5 separate regions of the Homo sapiens genome follow, and regions 1, 2, 3 and 5 are each linked to region 4. Evidence: chromatin loops called from intact Hi-C (ENCODE). Cell type or tissue: A673. All regions are shown on one strand.

Region 1 (5,000 bases), 150 kb after region 4:
GTGGACCCAGAGACCAGGACAGGACGAAGGCCCCTCTCACAGCCCCTCACAGCTGCTCTCCAGGAGGCTGCCCTTTTATTTCCTTGAGTCCAGGAGGCTCGACCTCCTCCCCGGGGGCGGGCAGAAAAACAAACCGGTAAACAAAACACGTGCTCAACAGTATCCTCTCAGGGTTGGTTCTGTCCTGCTCATGGTCTTCAATGCCTGCTTTAAAGGCCAAGAGTTTGAGATGCTTCTTTGCGATCTTGTCTGACTCGTCTCTCCCCACAAAGACACAGTGGCTCAGAGCTCCCAGGCAGAGAGGGGGACTCAGAGAGCTTCCTCCTACAGAGAACATCATTCTCTCACAGCTCCAGAGGCTGGAAATCCAAAATCAAGGTGCCTGCAGGGCCACGACCCTCTGAAGGCTCTAGGGGAGGCCCCTTCCTTGCTGGTCCCAGGTCCTGGTGGCTCCAGGTCTCCTTGGCCTTCCCTGGCTTGTAGTCGCATCATCCCCACCTCTGCCTCTGTCGTCACGTGGCTGTCTTCCTTCTTCCATGCCTATCCTTTTTTTGTAAGGACAGCAGCCATTGGAAGCCAGTATAACTTCATCTTTACCTTTTTTTCGTTTTGTTTTGTTTGAGACAGGGTCTTGCTCTGTCACCTAGGCTGCAGTGCAGTGGCACAATCACTGCTCACTGCAACCTCCACCTCCCGGGCTCAAGAGATCCTCCCACCTCAGCCTCCCAAGTAGCTGGGATTACAGGTGCTCGCCACCATGCCCTGCAGCTAATTTTTGCATTTTTTTTTTTTTTTTTTTTTTTTTTTTGGGACGGAGTCTCGCTCTGTCGCCCAGGCCGGACTGCGGACTGCAGTGGCGCAATCTCGGCTCACTGCAAGCTCCGCTTCCCGGGTTCACGCCATTCTCCTGCCTCAGCCTCCCGAGTAGCTGGGACTACAGGCGCCCGCCACCGCGCCCGGCTAATTTTTTGTATTTTTAGTAGAGACGGGGTTTCACCTTGTTAGCCAGGATGGTCTCGATCTCCTGACCTCATGATCCACCCGCCTCGGCCTTCCAAAGTGCTGGGATTACAGGCGTGAGCCACCGCGCCCGGCCCTTGCATTTTTTTTAGAGACAGAGTTTCGCCATGTTGCCCAGGCTGGTCTCGAACTACCAACCTCAAGCAATCCTCCCACCTCAAGCTCCCAAAGTGCTGGGATTACAGGCGTGAGCCACCGCAGTCAGCCACATACTAACTTAATCACACCCATAAAGACTCTATTTCCAAAGAAGGTCATAGTCTGAGGTTCTGGGTGGACGTGAGTTTTGCAGGGACACTATTCAACCCACGTCAAGGACTCCTCACTTAATGCATCATGATACTGTTCTTACTCCAGTGGTGAGACCCCAGCCCAGAGCGGGTGCTTGGGAAGAGAGGCGGCCTGTCCACATGCACCTGTCCTCCCAACATGCACCATATTTACTGGGAAAGCTGTACAGCCTCACACATGACCTTCAGTAGTCCCCGGCCTCCTACAGTCGCCACTCCCGAGGCATGTACTCCAGGCTCCCCACTTTCCTGACACAGCCCCACCCTTCTCCAGATCTTTTATGACCATTTGCTTATTTGCTTATACCCCTCCTTGTTCCAAAAAGGATTTCAGGCAGATGGTTTTTATTACCAGGCTAAATGAACACAGCGAGATCCTGTAGCAAATACAGTCTTCTCAGCAAACATAAATTTCCATGAAGCCAACATGAAAAGACCCAAAAAGTACGCGGAAATTAAAATGATCGTGTCAAGCTTGACATCAGGTCCCTTTCTTATTTTCGTTGACTCGCTGACACGCACTACATTCCTCGCCGTTTCGCTTTTGAAAGCTTTGTGTGTTGCTTCTTGTTTTCTGGTAACCCCTTTATGGAAGAGGCGCCCAGCTGGGAAGGGAGGTTCTTGAGGTTATTAAGAGCTGAACACAGTGAGTCAGTGCCTTGTTTTAGGGCACAAACCTTAGGAAAGAGACTGTGAGTGAAGTTCTTCAGGATATCTGGGGATCCTAGTTCCTGCACCAGAGCTGAGCCCTTTAATCACATTGACCCTAATTAGTTTGCTGGGGTGAGGGTTGAACCGTTGACTCATGTTTTGTACTAAAAACAGGGGAGGAGATGCAGCCCCCCAAGTTAACGTGATGCAAATGAAGGCCTTTCTTCGGCCTTTGGAAAGGTTTGGCTTTGCTGCTGCCAAAAGTCATTTTGAGAAAACAATGTGTGTGTGTCCAGGGGTGTGTGTGTGTGTGTGTGTGTGTGTGTGTGTGTGTGTGTCTGTGCACTTGCATGTGTGTGCCCACACGTGTTGGCATATGTGCACGTTGATGCATATCTGAATATGTTCATGTGTTTGGGAGGAGCAGAAAGCAGAAGCGGTGAGGAGGGTGCAAGCAAACCTGGTTCCACGTGTATCAAACTGAACAGTCAGAGAAAGGCCCAGGTGGGAGGATCTCTTAAGGCCAAGAGTTCGAGACCAGCCTCCGCAGCATAGAGAGACCCCATCTCTACAAAAAATTATAAGTAAAGAAATTTTTTGGCCAGGCATGGTGGCTTACACCTGTAATCCCAGCACTTTGGGAGGCCGAGGCAGGTGGATCCCTTGAGGTCAGGAGTTTGAAAGCAGCCTGGCCAACATGGTTAAACCCCATCTCTACTAGAAATACAAAAATTAGCCTGGAATGGTGGTGCACACCTGTCATCTCAGCTACTTGGGAGGCTGAGGCAGGAGAATCACTTGAACCCAGGAGGTGGAGGTTGCAGTGAGCCAAGATCACGCCACTGCAGTCCAGCCTGGGTGACAGAGTGAGACTCTGTCACAAAAAAAAAAAAAAAAAAAAATTAAAAAAAAATTGAACTAGCAGACATGGTGGTTCGCACCTGTAGTCCCAGCTCTTTGGGAGGCTGAGGCAGGAGGATCTCTTAAGCCCAGGAGCTCAAGGCTGCGGTGACCCACGGTCGAGCCATTGCACTCCAGCTTGGGCAACAGGGCAAGATCCTGCCTCTAAAAATTAAATTAACAAAGTTAAATAGAATAAAATAAAACAGAGCATTCTTCTCCCTTTGGGAGGGGATCTGATGATATCTGAGTGTCTGTGGAGCCTCTGACTTCCTCATCTCTAGACTGCCTGGTCCGTGGCAATCTAGAGAGATGCTTCCAGCGAGGCCGCAGCAAAGTCATCCTGATCCCTCAGCCGTAAGAGATACAGCTGGGCCTGGGAGTGGAGAAGACCTTGCAGAAAATTGTGTTTGAGATTCACACCTGTTCATTCAACGGCTCCTGGTTGAGGGCTCAGTGCTCATCACAGCTGCTTCCTCTCATGGCTTGAGGGAGGGTTGGTGGCTCTGGCTGGCTACTGGGGGAGGAAAGAACTTGGGGCTTGGATGGGAGGCCCAGGTGAGGCCCGGATCTTCTTATGGCCAGCCGTGAGGACTGGACATGATGCCTGGCAGTGATAACAGCTCCCTCGCGGTCATTGGCAAGACTAAATAACAGTCTATGCAGACGTGCTTAGGAAATTATAAGGTCTGAGGCAGGCCAGAGGGTCAGGTTAAGAGGGCAGCAACTAGGTGGCATCCAGGACAGGTTTGGCCTTTGTCCAGAGTGGCAGTGGATGACTCTGCCGTCGTCCCCGGCCCCCCACCAGGCCCTGCCATCAGCTACTCAGCTGCCTCGTCCCGTGAGAGCTGAGCCCCTGCCCAAGCTGGTGAGGCCTTCCCACAGCACACCCTGGAGAAGAGGACACTGCAGGAAGCTGCATGTGTTGTGGCCCAAAATCCTGACTGTCGCTCATCCTCCTGGGGTGGGCATGGATCAAGATTTGCCATTGGTGTCTCAGCATCAGCTGGAACTGAGAAGGGAGGGAGGTACTGTGTTGATTAATATCTGAGAACATTCATTCCAATAAAACTCCTTACTCCTAAACAAGTGGACAGCTGCAAGACCACATTTGATGGGACAGTCCAATTCAGAATGGCTAATATCAGTTTTGGATGTTCTCTCTCTCTCTCTCTCTCTTTCTCTCTCTCTCTCCCGCCCCCCATTCTCTTTCTCTCTCTCTCTCTCTCCATATATATATATATATATATATATATTTTTTTTTTTTTTTCTTTGAGACAGACTCTCACTCACTCTGTTGCCCAGGCTGGAGTGCAGTGGCTTGATCTCGACTTATTGCAACTTCCACCTCTCAGGTTCAAGTGATTCTCCTGCCTCAGCCTCCTGAGTAGCTGGGATCGCAGATGCATGCCACCACACCCAGCTAATTTTTGTATTCACCGTGTTGGCCAGGCTAGTCTTGAACTCCTGACCTCAGGTGATCTGCCCACCTCAGCCTCCCAAAGTGCTGGGATTAGAGGCGTGAGCCACTGTGCGCGGCCTCTTTCTGTATTTTTTATTGTAGTAAAACACACATAACGTAAAATGTGCTATTTCAGCCATTTGAAGTACATAGTTCTGTGACATTAAGTACACGCATATCATGCAGCCATCCACCACCATCCCTCTCCGGAGCTTTCTCCTCCTCCCAGACTGAAAGTCTGTACCCATTAAACTGTAACTCCCCACCCCCCCGCCCTCAGCCCCTGGCACCCGCAATTCTACCTTCTGTCTCTATTAATTTGACTATACTAGGTATCTCATAAAAGTGGAATCACAGGCCGGGCGCGGTGGCTCACACCTGTAATCCCAGCACTTTGGGAGGCCGAGGAGGGTGGATCACGAGATCAAGGGATTGAGATCATCCTGGCCAACATGGTGAAACCCCGTCTCTACTAAAAATACAAAAATTAGCTGGGCATGGCGGCACGTGCCTGTAATCCCAGCTACTCGGGAGGCTGAGGCAGGAGAATCGCTTGAACCCAGGAGGCAGAGGTTGCAGTGAACTGAGATCCCGCCACTGCACTCCAGCCTGGCAACAGAGTGAGACTCTGTCTCAAAAAGAAAGAGAGAGGGAAGGAAGGAAGGAAGGAAGGAAGG
Region 2 (5,000 bases), 66 kb before region 4:
AGCCTGCCAGGCCCACAGCTCCCGCGGGTCGCCCACGTGCTCATGGCCCTGAAATTGCCGTTTTATTTGAAATGCCACAAAGTAATCTAATCTGCTTTGAAATCGCCATTCTCGTGGCCAAACGGGGATATCGATTTGACCCGCAAATATTCCCCCAAGGACCCTCCTTCCCTCCCTCCTTTCTTTCCCTGCTTCTCCGGCAACTCCTTGTTTTCCCAAAGGCAGACAGGCTGAGACAGAAAGTCCCCGCCGCCCAGGAGGCAGCTCCTCCCGCATAAAAAACCCCCTACACGCTACCCCTTGGGCTTCCCAGCTCTCACAGGCGCCCCACGAGCGCGGTCCTCCTTCCAATCCGAAACCTTCTCCCTGTGAGGGGTTTACCTGGGGGCTCCCCGAGAGCAGACTCCAATCTGCCGGCGGTGAGAGAGGGATGGGCCACAGGCCGAACTGGAAAGGGTCTCCTGTCACATAATTAGGGATCCCCGGACTCCTCCGCTCAACAGGCCTCCTGCCCTTCTTCACCACCTCCGCAAAAGCTACCAACCAGTGTTGCGCACCAGGGGAAAGAGGGACCTGCCCGTCAGGACTCCCCTCCTGCTGCACCCTCGACCTGACTGCTGCGCCCCGCGAGACCCCAGGCTTCCCCTGCACAGTCCGAGGAAGCAGGAAAGCCGGGCGAGGCTGCGGCGCTTAGCGCGGGCTGGGACAACCCCCGAGCCCTCCCCGGAATCTTTCCGCCGGGAGCCTGGCCGCAGACCCTCCACTAAGCGCCGTGGCTGGTGGCTGCAGCGCCAGATGGCGAGGGTCGGTGCACCGCCTGCACCCCAACCTCCCCGGAGGACAACGCGCCCGGCGTCTCCCGGCCCACGAGCCTAGCTCCCGACCCCTGGCTGCGACCCCTGCGGAGCGAGCTGCGGGCGCTGCTGGCGCGTCCCCCGCCCCAACCCACGCTGGGCCAGGCCCAGCCCCAGCCCCAGCCCCCCACTGCCGTCCTGAGTGCGGTGGTGCCGCGAGCACTGAACCAAAGGCAGGAGCCCCCGGGCAGCGCGGGATACGAGGGACGGGGAACCTGACCAGCCGTGGAGATCCTGGAGATCGTTCCCGGGGCCGCAAAGCCCTTCCAAGCGGGCAGCCACGAGTGGGTTCCCGAGGAGTCGCCGTGCAGTCACCCAGAGCACCCTGGGTCTCTCAGCCTCCCCGGGAACGCCCTGGGCATCGCGGTCTCTGGAGGCCTCGACCTCTGGAAGCGTAAAATGCACCTCGGCCCAGGGCAGCGGCTTCGCAAACCCTTCCCTATTCGGCAACTAAAAACCTAAAAAAAAAAAAGTTAAAAAAAACCACTATTCCTCAATTTAAAAAGGGATGACCTTTAATTTCTCCTCCTGGGCTCAAGGAATTAGGGGCTTATCCTGGCTGAGGAGGTGGCTAATTTCCACATACACGATCCCGGGAATACAATCACAGCTCATTATTCGGGGGCCCCCAGCCTCCACCACGGGGGCAGCGGTGGCTTTTTAATCCCGGGAAATCGCGCTCACCCCGCATCACCACCGTGATCACAGCAGCACTCCCTGTGCTCTCACCAGCGGGTCCTTCCTCCCAGGCCTCGTGGCGGCAGCATTTACAACTGTTAGCAATGGCAAGAACCAAAATGTGAAGGTCCTGGGATTTGGTGAAGTAAGACTTAACTAAGGACCCAGGAATTCTGATTTCCAAAAAGCGACAAAGGCACCCTGGCAGCTGTCCTTTTCTCTGCTGCTGGGTCGTTCCTGGGGTTGGGCAGTTGTCCTGGAGCCACCTTTGCCCTGTGCAGTGTTAACGGTGAGCGTGGCCTCTGGGCCCTGGCTTCTTGCAAAGCCCATGGCGGGAAGACTTGGGGAGAAATCTGCACCTACGGAAATGAAACTCCAGACCAGACTCCGCTGCCCGGGATCTCCTGAAAGCTTCCTCGAAGGCCCTGGCTCTACATGCAAAAGTGCATTGGGCACACAGGACAATTTTCTGTATGATTCAAATACCCGCACAGTTCAAGATAACTTGTTCTCTTTTAGATCATTATAGTTTTTCTGTAATTCCCCAAAGCCTCTGCTTTGCCGGCGGAGATTTGGTGCAAACGTCCCTTTCCCACCTGGTGGAGGTGGTCGGGTGCTAGATGTTCCTCCCAAGCACCCCTGCCTCTAGGCCACCCCACCCGGGGCCGTGGCGCTGCCAGCTGTTCCATCAGAAACCAATGCGGGCGAGGTTTTTTCACTCAGCCCATAAAAATCTACTTTGGTCTAAACGCAGAGACTAAATAAAGATTTGTAACGAAAGAAAATTGTCTTGATACTGTAAAGTGATATACACTCCCACGAAAGTGAGGCACTGAGCACGTGGTCCTCATCTGGACCTAAGGAAGGGCTTTATTTCAGAAATAAGGGGTGAGAAGAGTCTGTGCTAGGCGCCTCGGGGTTAGCGGCTCCCAGCACTCACTGCTCTCTTGGAGCACCAGGGGTCCCCAACCCAGCCTGTGGTTTCCTGCCGGAGGGGTGGGGGTGAGGAAGGTGAGGTTGCGGCTGGGGGGAGGGGAGCTCCCTGCACCCCTGCAGAGCACTGCAGGACCTGTGGGGACGCTGTGCTGTTGGAAGTCAGGGATGGCCAGGTTGCTGGGACCCCCAGGGAGAAATGGAGGGAAAGGGAGCCAGCGCCTCATTCCTCCCTGGCCCCAGCACCTGCGAGTGTGTGCATGTTGGTCCCACACCCTGCCTGCCGTTCCTCACACTGCACGGCCTCCAAGCGATCCCTCCTCTTCCGAAGCTGGTCCTGGGGGTAACTCCAGATGCAGGTCACAGACCATAGACAGCACCACACCAAGAAGACTATTTGGGAGCAAACGGGGAGATAGTTCCTGCACTGTGAGGTGGCCGTCCCCCTTCATGAGGGCACCTAAGGGAGACCCGTAAAGGAGGCAGCCAGCTTCGCGCCTTCCTCTGGGTGGTGGCAGGGGCTGTGGGTCCAGCCCAGGACACAGGGCCTGGACTGTGGTAGGAACACCAGGTTAGACGATTCTCTCACTGCCCCTCCGGCAACCTCAGGCATCTAAAAACGGTGACAAAGTCTCCTCACAGGGTTCTTGTGAATATCAAATGCGGTTAACAACAAGAAGGTGCCAGTCCCTAACCCCAGCCCTCCATGGAAAATCGGACCTGGGAGTGTGGTAAATCCAGAACGGTTTGGGAGCCCCACCTGGGTGCAGGGGTCTCACCTCCTCCCGACTCCCCCTCCTTGCTTTAAGACGCCAGCTGGGCCCGTCTCCTCGGTCTGATCTCCAGAAGGGCCCGACCTCTAACCTCTATTTCTCACCTCCAAAATGGGATTTTTGTGGGATTAAACGAGCGCGGCCCAGCCCGAAGCCCCAGTGTTTGCCGGGCTGCCATCACTTTGTGCCTCCCTCTCTGGCTTTCCCACCCCTTCCCTGCCTGCGGCCTCTCCTCCCCCAATTACCACCCGCCCCAGGGGGAGCTGGGGTAGGGGAGGGGAGAGGGGTGTTTCTGGGGAGCGTGACCTCGGCGCGTTGCCGGCCATCTGAGGACTCAAGGTCTCACTTTCGGATTGCAAACCACTTCGAAGTCAAGAAGGATATGTGCGTGGCGGGAGAGGAGGGTGAGGACCGGCTGCCTCTTCCGCTCCCTGCTCCACGCAAGCACATATTGGGATCCTGGAGCTTTCTGCGCGGGCAGCCTCTACAGCTCCGCCACCCCCGACCTCGGCGTTTATGACCCAGAAGCCGCAGCACGACCCCCTGCAAGGGCGGTAGGCTCAGGGGGCTCCCTTGGGAACACCAGTCGCCGGGAACCTGTGCCAGGGCGTAAGGAGGGAGTTTGGGGCCAGGTTCTCGCCTAGTTGCTCTAGGACAGCCTATAGCTTGAGCCTCTAAGCCTCCTTTCCCCACAAAAGGATCCCAGTAAATTGTCGCAATTTGGGGCGCCTCTGCACGCTTCAATCCTTCTCCCGCGTCGGAGCCCTCGTGTTCTCCCCGGGGTCCCTGAAAAGCCCGCTTCTTGCGCCTTTTTCCAAACTGGGGACCGGGTGAGAAGGGGGTGGTCGTGGGGACGCCCCAAGAAAGCCTCCCGCGGCCGATGGGGAGGGGCAGGGAAGGAGGCTCCTAGCCTGGCCCGGCTTGTCGCCCGCGGGTATCCTACGTATTCTGAGGACAGACAGAAGGCCCGGTGCCCCCATTGCCGTGCGCAGACCTGGGGAGTTCGGACGCCGCCCCAGCAGCTGCTGGCTCCGAGGAGCGCGGCACCCACAGCCGCCCGGAGGCTCCCTTTCCGCCCCGGGGTTCAGGGATCCAGGTCCCCTCCTCTAGCCCCGCGCTGAATCTGCAGCGCGCGCTCCACTTCCTCGCCTGCAACGAAAGCACAGGCCCTGTGCCCGGGTGTCCCCTTTACCACTTCCCGGATTGTCCCCTCTGCGCCTGCGGGCTTTCCCTCCTGGATCCCCAGCTGCAGCCTGGCAGGCTTCAAAGCAGAGACGGGGAAAGCGTTGTAAAAAATCTACGTTGTTCTGCTAAACAGTCGACCTTTAATAAATCTGCATTTTTTCCAGCGGAGGTAGAGAATTGCCTCACATCTCTGACGCCCTGAGGGGTATAGGGGTGAGTTTCTCCTCACCCAACTCTCCAAATCAAGTCGCTTTGATTCCGGGAAACAGTTTCTAAGATAACCTGGCTTCTCGTGGTGTGCTCAGGTGGAAGTGGTGATGGGGGCACCTGCAGCTGAATTTAAACCCAAAGGCACCCAGGCACTGGAAGAGTTCAGACCTTGAACCCCACCTCGTTTCGTGTGGGCAAATGACAGTTTCTGGAGTAGCAATTCTTTCTCCCTCTTTCACCCACACCCATCTTGGGTCTTTCGGGTTGGGGAAAGGGAGATGGGGAGACTCAACCTTGGTTTCCAACTTCACTGCTGAGCTGAGTCCTGGGACCAGCCTGTTGTGCCAGGTTTGCAGTGGCACTGCTG
Region 3 (5,000 bases), 140 kb after region 4:
TACAAGAGTGTGAAGTTAAAAATGAAAGTCCTCCCCGACCTTGACCCTTGGCTCCACCCCCCAGAGGTGATCGCTGTGAACGGCTTTTTGTGCAGCCCTCAGAAGGTCTCTCTGCATGACAGAAATGCATTTGTTCTTTCTTTTTTTTTTTTTTTTGAGACAGAGTCTTGGTCTTTCACCCAGGCTGCAGTGAAGTGGCCCGATCTCGGCTCACTGCAACCTCCGCCCCCCCGGTTCAAACGATTCTCCTGCCTCAGCCTCCCAAATAGCTGGGATTACAGACATCCATCACCACACCCAACTAATTTTTGTATTTTTAGTACAGATGGGGCTTTGCCATGCTGGTCAGGCTGGTCTTGAACTTCTGACCTCAGGTGATCCACCTGCCTTGGCCTCCCAAAATGCTGGGATTACAGGCATGAGCCACCGTACCTGACTGCATTTGTTCTTGTTTACACAAATAGGATCATGCTGTACACACTGCACTTCAACTTGCTTCCTTCACTTAACATTGTGTCTTGGAACTCTTTGCATATCAGTAACTGCAGAAGCATTTAATCTTTTAATGGTGCATACTAATCTGTGTGGATGTACCGTAGTTATGTAACTAATCTCTTATAAAGGACATTTACATTTTATCCAGTTTTATTCTCTCAGAAAGAGCCAGAGAGTATTGAATCCTGTATTATTTATGTCTTTGCTTACTTTAGGAGTATAACTGGGGGATGAATTTCTAGCAGAGAAATAGCTGAGTTGAAGAGTATTCACTGTTTACATTTTGATAGATATTACCAAATGGCTATCCAAAAAAGACACTGACAGTATGCTAGTGTAACAGGGCATTTTTCAGAGAAGACAAAAGCCAGCTCACAGTTACCCATAAATGGAAGTCCACAGTGCCTTACGCCTCCCCTCCATCCAAGCCGGCTGGCTTTGGGTGGATCAAACCAGGAAGGGGTTAACAATGGACCTCTCTGTGTGTTTCTCTTCTGAACCTAAATATGTCAGACTTGGGCAATCCTGAGTGGTTTTGCATTTTCTTTTCACTGTAACCACCTGAGATCCTCTTGTCCCAAAGTCAGTGCTAGGCTGATTGTCTACATTGGGCAGGCGAACTGCTGGGAGTGGCAATGGTGGAATCTCTGAGCCTTTGCAGAAATGTTAGGTTCTGGTGAGCTGCTGACTGTGGGTTCAGAGGCTGGGACTCCCCGAGGTGTTCTGTTCTTAGGATTTCTTTTTAGCTCTCCAGTCATCCTGTCCTTTATCATCTAAGTGCTCCTGTTCTTCAGCCCTTTCTTAGCTGTTTGGTCTACTAGAACATTATTCAGGAGTATGATGGCTTCATCGTCCTGGAATTGCCTCCTCCAGCAGCTTGGGGTGGGCTGTCTGCAGTGCTTCAAAAGCTATCTGGGCTGAAGGGCTATTTTTTAAAAAATTCCAATCTATTATGGACCAATACTTTTGTAAAATACTAAAAGAATTGAATTACTGGAAAAATGAAATATGAAACAAAGACATATGAAATACAATCCTGATTTCTTTTTATTAGATTTAGCAGACGTAAACCTGTTTAAATTTGTTATACAAGTTTTGAGATACTTACTGTCCATTTCTGTTCTCATATAGTGGAGATTGGTAAGAATTTGAGCAGCATTGCTCTAAGCACGTCTCTGGAAGCTTCATGGGCTTCCTTTTGGCCCTAAAGCTTGTATTGTTTTGCTGAAAAAGTGATTCTCACCCAGCAGGGAAAATCTTCCAGATTTTCAGTCAGGGAGGGCCTGGGTCAATGCCCAGGGTTAACACTGGGCTTGGCTTCAAGCTCAGGACCCAGTCCTATCAGCCCAAATTTTCTTTTCCACCCAGCTTTTCCTATCTCTGGGAGCAGTGACTCATGGGTACAGGGTACCATGATCTGCTGTCTTCAAATCAGAAGATGTCATACTCTTTCCTTCAAGTTTTACTTCTTATTTCATTGAAGTCAACATCAGCCTTCCTATCAGTGTTACCATCTCTTCTCTATAACCCACTGCAGACTAGTCATGAGTTACACGCAAAATGTGAAATTTGGGGATGTGGATAAAAGGGAAGCAATTGTTTTCTATCAAGCCATTAAAACTTTTCAGTTTCCTTTTTAAATAATTGTACACTTCATGAGATACTTCAGATAGGTCTTAACACAAAGAAAGAATGAGCCACAACCCCCTAAAATATGAGGTGGTTAAAATATCTTTTGTCTTTAAAGGGGGTGAATTATTTCAATTTTAAATCCTTGGAGAAAATTGGCTTTCAGATTGCCTTTCGGAACCTGAAGTAGCAGGTCACAGCGGCATCTAGTGGAAGTTAATGGTATAACAGTTGGCCTAGACTAAGCAGAAAAAGAGAATACAGTAATTTCAAAATATTGTATTTTTTTCTTGTTTTTAACTTTTTTCTGAGACAGGCTTGAGTGCAATGGCACGATCATAACTCTCTTCAGCCTCAAACTTCTAGGCTTAAGTGATCCTTTTACCTCAGCCTCACAAGTAGCTGGGACTACAGGCGTGCACCACCATGCCCAGGTAATTTTTTTATTTTTACATATAGATGGGATTTTGCTATGTTGCCCAAGCTGGTCTTGAACTCCTGGCTTCAAGTGATCCTCCCACTTTGGCCTCCCAAAGTGCTGGTATTACAAGCATGAGCCACCACATCTGGCCTTTTTAACATTTTTGAAGTTAGGGTGTGACATACTAGATAGCATGTCATAATTTAATGAATCTATTTTCTTTATCAGTGATACTACATCTTACAATTGATGGCATCTTAATTTCATCAAAATATAATTTTTCATATAAAACTTTGTAGGATGCCATTCATTCAGTAACTCAGTAATATTTATTGAGCATCTACTTATACCTGGAAGCTAATGACTTACTGTATGTATTGTATTCATTGCATATATTTTAGTTGTGTTATATTCAAAACTGTTTATTGTAATGCATAATGTAGACATTTATACATTAATGCATTGATATTAATCAGACCTAACTCCATTAATTTAAAAATCCATTCTTGGCTGGTGTATTAGTTCATTTTCATGCTGCTGATAAAGACATACCCAAGACTGGGCAATTTACAAAGGAAAGAGATTTCATGGAAAACTCATAGTTCCATGTGGCTGGGGAAGCTTCACAATCATGGTGGAAAGAAAAGAGGAGCAAGTCATGTCTTACATGGATGGCGACAGGCAAAGAGAGAGCTTGTGAGGGAAACTCCCATTTTTAAAACCATCAGATCTCTGTCACGAGAACAACGTGAGAAAGATCTGGCCCCATGATTCAATTACCTCCCACTAGGTCCCTCCCACAACGCATGGGAATTCAAGATGAGATTTGGATGGGGACAGAACCAAACCATATTAGCTGGGCATAGTGGCTCATGCCTGTAATCCTAACACTTTGGGAGGGCAAGGCAGGTGGATCACTTGAGGTCAGGAGCTCAAGACCAGCCTGGCCAATATGGTGAAACCCTGTCTCTACTAAAAATACAAAAATTAGCCCGGAATGGTGGTGCACACCTGTCATCTCAGCTACTTGGGAGGCTGAGGCAGGAGAATCTCTTGAACCTAGGAGGCAGAGGTTGCAGTGAGCCAAGATTGTGCCACTGCACTCCAGCCTGGGCGAAAGAGTGAGACTCTATCTCAAAAAACAAAAAAATCCATTCTTGTCTAAACCCAGTAGTTCTCAAGCTGGCTGCATGTTAGAACTGTCTGTACAGTTTTCTAAACCATCAGTTCTCAGACCACACTTCTCAGAGATCTGAATTAATTGGTCTAGGAGTGGGGCCCATTCATTAAGAATTTTTCAAAGCTTCCCAAGTGTTCTAATGTGTAGCCTGGGTTGAGAACATTTTCCTTCCTTTAGGTCAGATGGATTCAAGATTACATAGATGTTTTAGTAGTTGGGAAATATAAGTGTTTGGTTTTATAGTAGACAACTCGTATCTTTATTACCATTTATGAATGCAAAGAAACCCTATCTATTAAAGCATTAGTGGATAACACTGAAACCATGATATTTAAGGAAATATTGGCTCCTAAAGACATCCGTGTCAAATACTGTACAATTTGCATTTGATTCTTACACACCCAACATTATTTGAAGTGAACACCATAATAAGATCAGGAATGCTGATGAAGTGTAAAACAGTAGCTGTAAAGTTTACAAGATGTCTCAGTAACATGAAGCCTCTCAAGTGATGTCTATGCACTAAAAGAAAGCAATCTAAGATATCAGTTCCTCGGAATATCCTTTTCATGGCTGAAAGTGAACTCTGCTCATTTCAGGACTGACCCCTAAGCATACTACAGAGATGGCATAATGCTCTTGACCCCCTAGCTGGTCCAGTAGTATAATGTGATACCACATCAGACCTCAACAGGCATAAGAATAGTATTTCATGGGAGCCAGCCTGCAGAAGAAAGGACGCTGTTCATTTCTGGACCCTACCTCTTGCTAACTTTGTAATGTTGGACAAGTTATTAAACTCATCAAATCTGTTGTTTCCTGGTATGCACAATTCGGATAATAATTCTAAGGTTCAGCTATTGCGGATGTTGGAGTTAACATAGGTAAAAACATGCTACTCCTCATGATGGTTCCCTGTGACTGCTTTTGGCTCATTGTGGTGTGTTACAGAATATTCAAGAAAGAATAGCACCATTAACCCCTTCCATCCTGCCTCTTCCAACCTCTACAAACTAGTGTGCAGGGTTTGGGCACTGGGTCTATGTTTAAACAATAGCTTAACGCCTTTTGGGTTCCTTGGATTTGATTTAAAAAAAAAAAAAAGGTCTTTTCAAATTCATAAGACTTTCCATCCAGTGTTTCCTTGTGGCCTAGTAACAAGATCCTAAAATACATTCACTTTTATCTCCCTCCTGCCATCAAAAACAACCCCTCTCGAGGGCCAGGGGCTGGCTGGGAGCCTGGGGTGTGTTCAACTAGAGAAAACCATGGGCC
Region 4 (5,000 bases):
TTGAAAAAACTCAAGGGCATATGGATTTAAGACCAGGCAAAATTCTCACCCTGTCCTTCCTCCTCTTGTCTTAGATAGACGCCAGCTCGAATGCCGCCTCCCGTCTGCTCCTGGTTGGGATCCTGTCTTCAAGTGCAACAGCCAAGCCAGCTGCCCACTCCTCTGTGTCCTCTTAGATTGTGCTCTGGGTGTGTGTCTTCTCTGCTGGATTAAGGAGCTCACTGGAGTGGAGGTGACTGCAGTCAGCAAAACACTCAGGAAATGATTGCTGGAGAAGAGTGGGGAAGGGACCCCACATCTCCCCTCTGCCTGCCCTCCCTTCTGCCTGCACCTTGCGGCCTCTCTTGCAGTGAGATGTGGCCGTGGGACTAGATTCCTGCCCATGGGAATGTAAGGAAGTGCCGTTTCTGGATATGGGACTCATGTCTCTGTGTAGGACTCATCTCCTCCATACTCTTTCCCCTTCCCCTGGCTGGAAGCAGGGGAAGGCAAGTGAATTCAGTCACGTAGACAACAAGAAAGCCATGGGGATGGGGGAGCTACACGGGAAAGGGACTTGGGTTTCTGAGTGACTGTGTGGAGCTGAGCAGCCCTCACTACTTGGAACTCCCTGTAAGACAGAAAGAAACTTCTCTGGTCTAAAGCCACAAGGACTTAGCTTTACCCCAAGAACAGAGCACACCCAGTGGAGCACTACGTCTAAGAAGTGTGAGCACCCACAGCATGGAGTGTGCCAGATTGGACAACAGACATTTCCTAAGATTGAGTGACTTTAGGAGAGCAGGGAGTGCCTGGCTCAGGCAAGGTGGCACCTTTGGGGGTCCCAGGTGGCAGACAGAGCTTCGCCCAGGTCGAACTGTGCATGGGCCCAGGGTGCTGGCCAGAGGTGGGGCGGCTGGAGTTCACAGGCCAGGCAGCCAAGGGGTTGGTCTGGCAAGTGGTCTGCCACCATGGACCCAGGCCTCAGACCAAACAGGCTGCTAAAGACACGGGTCCTCAAATCATCTGCAGGCAGGGTCTGGCCTGGGCCCCAGGAGTCCACAGGCAGGGAGCACCCTGGGGAAGAGCTGAGGATGCTGCATCAGAAAAGAGGTAGGGAAGGCGGGGCAGGCCGGAGCACCCACACATGCGCTGCGTGTTAGGCACATACACACACGACCCTATTTAACCCCCAACAGCCCTGACAAGCAGGTGTCATTGAATTCATTGTTGGCACCGTGGCTGTGGCACTGAGTCCAGGAGCCCTGGGTCCTCCTCACCACATCACCCTAGTTAGATGGGCAACTCATTTCTTCTTTGTTTATACTATGTGAAGTTTGGTTTCTTTCCATTTATTTGTCAAATAAGTAAATGTTTTAAAATTTATTTTAATTCTTTTTTTAAAGATAGGATCCTGCTCTGTTGCCCAGGCTACAGTGCAATGGCATGATCACAGCTCACTGCAGCCTCTAACTCCTGGGCTCACGCAATCCTCCTGCCTCAGCCTCTCAAGTAGCTAGGACTACAGGCACATGCCCCTGTGCTTGGCTATTTTTTTCTTTTTTCTTTCAGTAGAGACAGGATCTTACTATGTTGACCAGGCTGGTCTCTAACTTATGGCCTCAAGTGATCCTCCCACCTCAGCCTCCCAAAGTGTTGGGATTCTAGGCATGAGCCACCTTGCCTGGCCAACAAATGTTTTTGAACATTTACTCTGTGCCTGGAACTACATATAGTGTAACAGGGGAGGCAGAATATTAAACAGTTAACATGATAAGTAATGAAAATAGTGAGTGAGCATAAATAGGGTGCTCAGGGGAAGTCTCGTGGAGAAGGTGACATTCAGTTAGTAACTAATTCCCTTGGGAAAGGCTAATGCGAGAACACCGAACACTGTTTAAATGCATGCTCTGAGCTCTTCCCAGCAAAAGTTCTTTCTAAGTGGTTCTCAACAGGGGGTGATTGTGCCTCCCACTCCCAGGGACATTTGGCAATGTTCAGAGACATTTTTTGATGGTCATATCTGGGAGGGGTGCTACTGGCATCTAGTGGGTAGAAGCTAGGGGTGCGGCTAAACAACCCACCACGAACAAGACAGCCTCCGACGACGAAAAGCGATCCAGCTAAAAATGTGAATAGTGCTGGGGTCGAGAACCTGCCCTGGAGGACAGATGTGCTTTTGCTGAAGTCACTTAGAAGGCAAGGTGGCTCCATCTGCCCTTCCCCTCTGCAGCTTGGATAAAGGGTGGACCACACATTGTTCAGCAGAGCAGATGGGAGCGCCTGGCGCCCTGGGATCCCGCATCCTGGCCGCGGTCTGCCGACATGGGGTAAGGAAGAGAAAGATGATGATTTGTACTAACTGGTACAACCTACTGCCAAATCGCCAGGGAAAGCGAATGAAACACATCCCAAGAAACTCTGTTTATGGTGCAGGAAGGGTTTAGTGACTTTACTGCTCAGATTACCATTTGGATATCAGTTTCATCATCGTCAACCTCCAATTTCCTGTTTTGCTTATCTTAGAATGACTCTTTTAAAAAATGTTTGCACTGCTCAGATGGCTTTGGCTTCAAGTTGATTAGATATGGAACTGGTTTATAATGGATTAGAATGCAGGATTTGTTTGCTTTGTAATATTTTAAGAAAGCAATGAAAGAAGCGGCAATGACAGGGAGAGATATTGTATACTTACAGTCTGATTCTTTTTTCATTACCGGAAAAGACAACTAATTTAGGAATGTGGATTATGGCCCTTGGTCCCTTTTTGATTTGTGTTTCACTTCAGGGTTTTCCTGAGTTACAAATCCCTGCAGATTTGTGAGACTTAAGAGGTACACATGTACATTTATTTTTCCTTTTAGCATTTTTTTTTTTAGCCTGCAGGATCCCATGGGGTTTTTTTCCCCCTCCTCCTTTCCTTTATGTGTTTCCTGATAAGCCAATCTGTGTACTGCTTTCCCTGCACTGTCTGTACAGTTGGAAGCATTATTCAAATGAGTCCTGTGAAACTGATGGCCTGTGGCCCCGGTTGTTAAACACCGACACGCTGCTCATTAACACTCAGCATCCGGATATCCTAATTTCAGCTCAGATTTTGGTAAATATATATTTTCTTGATCATTTCCAACTACCATGCAAAGCCACATCCTGTCCTCTCTGAGATGCTTAGAAGAGTGTATTGTGCAGGGACGGCTTTGCAGACAGGCAGCAGGAGGCTACACATGCTGATGTCGGGGCCAGGAGACCATCAGAGTAGTTGAGAGAGGGCTTGCTGTTGGGTCCAAGACTGAGAGCTTAGATTCCTGGGGCTTTCTGGGCCTCAGGGTTAGAGGTTGTCTTTGGCGTATTTCAATATAACCAGTCTTTAGGATCCTTTGATATCATTGTTAGAAACAGTAATGCGTAGTCATGGGCTGAGAACTTGGGACCAGGATCTAGGATTTTTGGTCTCTCAGCCCTGGCTCCCCACTTCCTGGGATAGAACCAAACCAGTGTGTATGGAAGTTGACAGGCACACTGTGCATTGGGGGTTGAGCTGTGTCCCTGCAAGAGATATGTTCAAGTCTGGACTCCTGGTACTTGTGAATGTGACCTTATTTGGAAATGGAGTCTTTGCAGATGTAACTAAGATGGAAGTTATAAGAAGAGGAAAATAGATACAGAGACACACATACAGAGGAGGACACCATGTAAAGGCACAGACATGCGGAGGGATAACAGCCATGTGACAACAGGGATGGAGACTGGGGTTACGCAGTTGCAAACCAAGAGCAACCATTAGAAGATAGAAGAGAGGCATGGAACCAGTTCTTCCTTTGAGTCTCCAAGAGGGAACCAGTCCTGCCAACACCTTCATTTTGGATGTCTGCCTCGAGAACCGTGAGAGAATGGTTTCTGTTATTTCAAGCCAGCCAGTTTGCAATACTTTGTGACTGCAGCCCTAGGAAGCTACTACGGTAGCTCATTAAGGGCAACAAAAGGATTCTTCAACTTCCAATTTTTAGGATAAAAAGAGGCAAATGTATTTAACTCAGAATAATTACACTGAAACTATTTTTTTTAATAAGTGAGAAAACATCAATAGCGGTCAAATGGATCCCATGAATTAGTCAGTAAAGGGGTTAGGGGTAGAATATAGGCATTTGTATTTTTAATCAAAATGAAGAACTAAGCAAGGCACAGATAGAGCCCCCACTCCAGGCTCAGTCTCTGGTGGTTACTAGTTTAGCGGGATAACTGGTCAACCTGGACAGGGCATGTAGATCAGTTTTGAATTTCTTGGTTGCACAGAATTTAAAAAGTTCTTGGGCCGGGCACGGTGGCTCAGGGCTGTAATCCCAGCACTTTGAGAGGCTGAGGCGGATGGATCCCCCGAGGTCAGGAGTTCGAGACCAGCCTGGCCAACATGGTGAAACCTCGTCTTTACTAAAAATACAAAAAATTAGCTGGGCGTGGTGGCGGGTGCCTGTAATCCCAGCTACTCAGGAGGCTGAGGCAGGAGAATTGCTTGAACCCAGGAGGCAGGGGTTGCAGTGAGCCCCAAGATCTCACCATTGCACTCCAGCCTGGGCGACAGAGAGAGACTCCATCTCAAAAAAAAAAAAAAAAAAAAAAAAGTCCTTGATTCACCACTGCCATTGAGACCAATAAAGTTTTCACTCTTTCACTAGAAGATTCTTCTTGAGTAGCATCCTTTCTCTTGCTTCTCTTAGCTCAGCTTTAACATAATTCTAATGGTGCTGTTAGTTGACAGTGAACAACTCACACTCAGTTCCCCCTGTAGCCACTTTTGAGTGGAAAATGCATCCAACTATTTTGTTAATCACAGCAACGTGGTGGCTGCAAGAAATAGCTTTCTGGTGCCTGGGAGTCTTTCTGTCCATCTCTAGGCCTCAATTTGTTAAGATCCCACTGCATATGAAAGACAGAAATAAATGAAAATAGCATTAATGCTTCAGACATGAATTGAGGACTACGGCGTATTGTTAAGTTCCATGACAGCGCCTTAAGTCTCAAGA
Region 5 (5,000 bases), 210 kb before region 4:
TTCCTTCCTTCTATTTTTCTTTTTGTTGCTGGGGGGACTGTGTTACCTTACCTGATGATATACTTCCTAGAACAGTTTATGTTTTTATGCTTTCTTAGTGTGTTAATTGGGTCTGGAGGGTTTCAAAGGACTACTATTGGCGGTGGTGTGTGTTATTTATGTCTTTTCGACCCATAGAAGCCGTGGTATTTATTTGCAATCTGAGATAGATTCTATTTTGGAAAGTCTCACCTATGTTCATTGCCATTTGTATGTCCTTTAAAATGAAAGCCTTCCGCAGTCTAAATAGCAGAAGTGTTCTGATACTTCATAGCTGTTTTAACCCTGTAGGGGTCCCACCTAGATGTTCTGGCCTACCTTTTTCCCCTCCAGTTCTCTTCCATGTGAGCAAGTCTGGAGTAGCGCTTTTCAACCAAATTTGACCAATACTTTAAAAAAGCTTTTTGAAATATAAACCACATCCCATACAATTCAACCACTTAAAGCATACAATTAATTCGGTGGTTTTTAAAATTATATTCTCACTTGTATGGTCATCACCACACTCAAATTTAGAACTTTTTAAAATCACCCCAAAAAGAAACCCTGTACCCATTAGCAGTCACTCCCCTTCCCCCTGCCCCCCACCCACCAGCCCTGGGTGTCACCATCTACTTTCTGTTTCTATGGATTTGCCTGTTCTGGACATTTCATAGCTATGGAATCATATAACATGCGGCCTTTCACCTCTGGCTTCTTTGATCTAGCATAATATTTTCAAGATTCACCCATGTTGTAGCATGTCCATATCTCTTTTTATAACAAATATTTTGGGCCAGGTGTGTGAGCTTACACCTGTAATCCCAGCACTTTGGGAAGCCAAGGAGGGCAGATCACTTGAGCTCAAGAGTTTGAGACCAGCCTGGGAAACACAGAAAAACCCCATCTCTACAAAAAAATACAAAAATTAGCCAGGTGTGGTGGCGTGCACCTGTGGTCCCAGCTACTTGGGAGACTGAGATGGGAGTATCGCCTGAGCCTGGGAGGCAGAGGTTGCAGTTAGCCATGATTGTGCCATTTCCAGCCTGGACAATAGAGCGAGATCCTGTCTACAAACAAACAAACATTTTGTACTGCCACCTTTAACCTTTTTTTTTTTTTTTTTTTTTTTTTTAGATGGAGTCTTGCTCTGTTGCCCAGGCTGGAGTGCAGTGGTGTGATCTCGGCTCACTGCAACCTCCATCTCCCTGGTTCAAGCAGTTCCCCTGCCTCAGCTTCCCGAGTAGCTGGGATTACAGGCACACATCATCAGGCCCAGCTAATTTTTTTTTTTTTTATTTTTAGTAGACACAGGGTTTCACCATGTTGACAAGACTGGTCTCGAACTCCTGACCTCAGGCAATCCACCCGCTTTGGCCTCCCAAAGTGCTGGGATTACAGGCGTGAGCCACCATGCGTGGCCAACTTCTTGAAGTTGGATTTATACATTATATAAACGATCTATACAGATAATTCTAAAAACCAATATAGAAATAAAAAGTTAAAGAAAATAATATGCATCGGAATATGTGCTCATATCTGACTGTTAAGAAGATGTGATGAAATAGACACATGCACCTATACAAAAAAAAAACATGAATATGATGGCTGCAAGGTCTTGGGCAGCCTGGACACTATGAATAGTGTAGCCTGAGATGATCTGGTCTCAGAGTGCGAAACAGATTGTGCTTGTATGGACTTTACCCAACTCCCCCTTGATTTACATGGTGGTCCTATCTTTGGAATATTTAGAGTTTAATACCGCTGTACAGAAAGTACTTGCTGTGTACCCGCAAAAATAGAATCAGATTCTCAAGTCAGATCATTGTGAACAAGTATTTCATCTAAATGTGTGTCCAGTGGAATATTAAAAATTTGTTTTAATAGTGGGAGAATCTTGTTGTCCAGGGCTGACCTTGTGTGTTGCAAGACATCGTGAATCCTTGGCCCCTCTGAGCACTACGTTCTGGTCATTATGACAACCAGAAAAATAGAGTTCTGAAATGTCCCCTAGGGGGCAGTCCTGCACCCACAGAGGACCTCGCTATGGGGTCCTTCCTGTGACCTCTGCTTCCTCAGTGCACTCAGTACTTAAGCTTTTCCCCACCTTGAACTGCTCAAATTATTAGTCCTACTCTCATAAACAGGAGGAAAACCAGCGCCTAAGAAGTCACTCCCCCTGCAGAGCTCCAAGGATCTGTACAGTCTGCACTTCCTTTTGATGCTTGTCTTACTGTTCCCTGTTAAAATGAGCTTTTTAAATGAGCATCACTCTAAGCGTCCTTCCCCGTGCCCCAGATGTGCCTGTCTCTGGTGGGAACCCCGGGAGCTTTTGTTCCTGTGGTAGAGTAATAGGGTGCCATTATAGCAGTGATTGTTCAGTGTTCTTAGTTGTGTACCCCTAAAATAATTTTGAAAATCTGTAAATCCCCTTACACGTGTTTAAGCTGACATCTAACAGTTCTCATCAAAAGCTTAATTGTAGGATGTGATTTTTAACATATGACAAATATTGACGTTCAAAGAGTCTCATGTCTTTCTAAAATTTATCCAATGAATTTAAATGCCATACCTATTTGATGCCTGCCATTATCCATTAAAAGTTATATGAGACTCTTTTTTAATAGTCAAAATTTCACATCGTTATTTTATATTTTTGAACTCATATTTCCATTCTTCCCCATAGAACAATATACTAATATAACCCATTTTTATGCTTGAAAAGTCTTTTATTAATCACTCCAGGATGCTTTTCTACAACAAAAACAAATGTTAATTCCATTTGGATGGAATTAATTTTTAAAAACAGCATTGCCACTCAGTTTTTTTGAAATGTTTACAAGTTATATGCCAAAAATTATATTGCACTCTCATCAGTAATTATTTTTATTGACTTAATAACTCAGTTAGGTCCTCCTTCAGTTTTGTTGAAAGCAAAGAACTGGAACCCACCTGATTTGTGAAAGAATCTGTTACTGGTTATTAGAGTTATTCACTTTATTAATATCTGAAGGATAGTTAAGAGACTTTACTGTGACTTACCAAATTGTTATCATTATACCTGTTAGTGCTTTAGTTAAAGACATTTAGTTTAATCTGCTGTACTTAAAACTATTTGAGAAAATTGAAATGGTTAATTTTAATACTACCTCATCAATACAATAACATACTTAAAAAAACTTGTATTTTATCCCATGTTTTAAACATACTGTTATAAAAACCTTGATCTGCACATTTTTTGCTGTCATCAGAATTTTGTATGACCTGTCTGTTGCCCCATGGAGGTTTTTACGCTTCCAGGATACTTCCTTCCATAGTTACACCCAGGGAGGGTGAGTGCTCTCCCTTTCTTTGTCACATGGGAGAAAGGCAGTTGTTTAAGGAGAGGTTTAAAGATAGAGCTTTGTGTGCCTGAACTCCAAGCTCGCTCCGAAATAACGTGTTTTAGGAAAGCACATATGGGAGAGTGAGGCTCTGTGGATTTTTTTGCCCTTAAGACCATTTGTACCTGTGTGCCCTCTTGGGAAGGTGTTTTACTGCAGTTTGAAGGTGGCTCTATTTTAGGACATTTTCAATCCTATTCATCATGAGAATCTCGAGGTGATAGTGTGCACTGAGTCATAGGAAGCCAAAACCCATGGCAAAAAGTTATACTTGCATTGAAAGATAGAGAATTTGTGTTTTTTCTTTTGGTTTCCCTCCTTCTCCTTCTTCTGTGCTGCTGTGTTCCAGAAATTACTGGAGGCAATTTATAAATCTGTCAGGTCCTGAATTAAAATTGGGAGGGGCAAAAGGAGAAGCTGCACCAGAGATGTGCACTGGCAGGGATGAGGAAGTGATGTCCTCAGCGGGGTCCTGTGTCTGAGGGATGGTTTCAGGCAGGTTGCATCTTTGCAGGAGGTACCTATTGTGCACTAGGACTTGGGGTGGGGTCCTCAAGGTCTTAGAATATGGCTTAACGATCAGGCTTTAGAGGCAGATGTACCAAGGATCTGGTCCTCTGATCCTTCTGGTACCCCTCTGAGAGGTGTGCTGGGCTCTGTGCTGGCCATGAAGTGTGAATGTGTTTTGGAGAAAGAACTCTGTTTCCTTACTGCTTTCATTTGGCATAGGAATTGTGAGAGCCCCTTGTCAGTGGGGCAGCAGCTGGCCTGGCACCAAGCAGCAGGACCTGGGGTGTTTGTTGGCTGCTGACCAGAATTGTCTGGGAAATCCAGCTGCCCTGTGCATGGACTTGAGGGCCCCTGGGAAGCTGGGTATGGTCCTCTCTGCCAGGAGAGAAAGCCTCTGGTCTTCCCGTGTTAGATAACCCAGAGGGGCTCCATGGTAATGTTCAGGTAATCCAGCTTATCTCATCAGTTAGGAATTTGTCTTTAGATTTACTAACAGCTGATGTAAAGAAGTCAACAAGTCACAGATTAAACTTAGAGAGACGCTTAGAAAAAAGTAGATGTATTCTGGAAGGTGAGACCAGACAGGAATTTCTTTGGGATCTTCATGAAAGAATTCCATGTGAGAACGAATGGCATCCTCAGAGCATCTCTGCAGCAGGAACAGTCATGGGTGCCACAGGGTGGCACTTTGACTTATAATCTGTCGTCTTAAAAAAATCTCTTTAAATTACTTAGACTTACTTAAATTTAAGCCTAGAGCACCCGGCATTCCTACATGGTCTCCCATGCAAGTACTAGCCAGGCCCAACCCCGCTTAGCGTCCGTGATCGGACAAGCAGGGTGCCTGCGGGCTCTTACGGCCATAGACTACTGTTTTTCTACCTTTTTCCTAATGTTTAAAAATATATGTTTCTGAAATGTGGAGGACTCTTAAGCTTTTTAAAATTTTTATTTTTTATTTTTGTGGGTACACAGTATGTGTATATTTTATGGGGTATATGGGATATTTTGATACAGACATGCAATGTGTAATAATCACCTCAGGGTAAATGGGGTGTCCATCACCTCAAGCATTTATCCTTTGTGTTA

Evidence for each region. Hi-C counts contacts between places; a loop is a spot of excess contacts. Peaks named below come from ENCODE experiments on the same cell type or tissue, not always from the same donor. Only the 100,000 strongest peaks of a DNase experiment are listed, where the experiment ranks them.
Region 1: a loop joins it to region 4, with 9 times the contacts of the local background. A loop is called at or near these places in 8 of 110 quality-filtered maps.
Region 2: a loop joins it to region 4, with 2.9 times the contacts of the local background. A loop is called at or near these places in 6 of 110 quality-filtered maps.
Region 3: a loop joins it to region 4, with 5 times the contacts of the local background. A loop is called at or near these places in 8 of 110 quality-filtered maps.
Region 5: a loop joins it to region 4, with 3 times the contacts of the local background. A loop is called at or near these places in 20 of 110 quality-filtered maps.

Annotation. Positions count from the first base shown.
Region 1 is chr21:36,488,249-36,493,248 of GRCh38, reverse strand. All of the region lies in intron 2 of CLDN14-AS1 (CLDN14 antisense RNA 1), which reads right to left. It also overlaps a transcript of CLDN14 not described here. Among named protein-coding and RNA genes, the nearest start is that of CLDN14, 11 kb to the right of the region's middle. In A673, no CTCF peak of the experiment used is centred here; a DNase peak (open chromatin) is centred at 1,898; H3K27ac peaks cover 4,809 bases.
Region 2 is chr21:36,703,924-36,708,923 of GRCh38, reverse strand. The region is part of intron 1 of SIM2 (SIM bHLH transcription factor 2); the gene reads right to left. It overlaps LOC107985492 (a long non-coding RNA gene), which reads right to left. Exons shown (of 4, transcript XR_001755029.1): 1 at 2,712-5,000; 2 at 1,539-1,627; 3 at 1,075-1,312; 4 at 1-536. Among named protein-coding and RNA genes, the nearest start is that of SIM2, 7.3 kb to the right of the region's middle. RefSeq lists enhancers at 1,422-2,251, 3,082-3,911 and a silencer at 3,525-3,706. In A673, CTCF peaks have their summits at 1,582 and 2,603; DNase peaks (open chromatin) are centred at 1,613 and 2,570; H3K4me3 peaks cover 1,920 bases; H3K27ac peaks cover 5,000 bases.
Region 3 is chr21:36,501,753-36,506,752 of GRCh38, reverse strand. It overlaps a transcript of CLDN14 not described here. Among named protein-coding and RNA genes, the nearest start is that of CLDN14, 24 kb to the right of the region's middle. In A673, a CTCF peak has its summit at 2,329 (motif pointing left); a DNase peak (open chromatin) is centred at 2,312; H3K27ac peaks cover 1,798 bases.
Region 4 is chr21:36,638,085-36,643,084 of GRCh38, reverse strand. LOC105369308 (a long non-coding RNA gene) reads left to right here. Exons shown (of 3, transcript NR_188246.1): 2 at 79-5,000. Among named protein-coding and RNA genes, the nearest start is that of SIM2, 59 kb to the left of the region's middle. In A673, a CTCF peak has its summit at 2,042 (motif pointing left); DNase peaks (open chromatin) are centred at 1,974 and 2,724; H3K4me3 peaks cover 773 bases; H3K27ac peaks cover 4,233 bases.
Region 5 is chr21:36,851,690-36,856,689 of GRCh38, reverse strand. The region is part of intron 6 of HLCS (holocarboxylase synthetase); the gene reads left to right. It also overlaps the pseudogene RNA5SP491. Among named protein-coding and RNA genes, the nearest start is that of HLCS-AS1, 110 kb to the left of the region's middle. RefSeq lists an enhancer at 1,867-2,161. In A673, CTCF peaks have their summits at 1,847 and 2,046 (motif pointing right); a DNase peak (open chromatin) is centred at 2,059.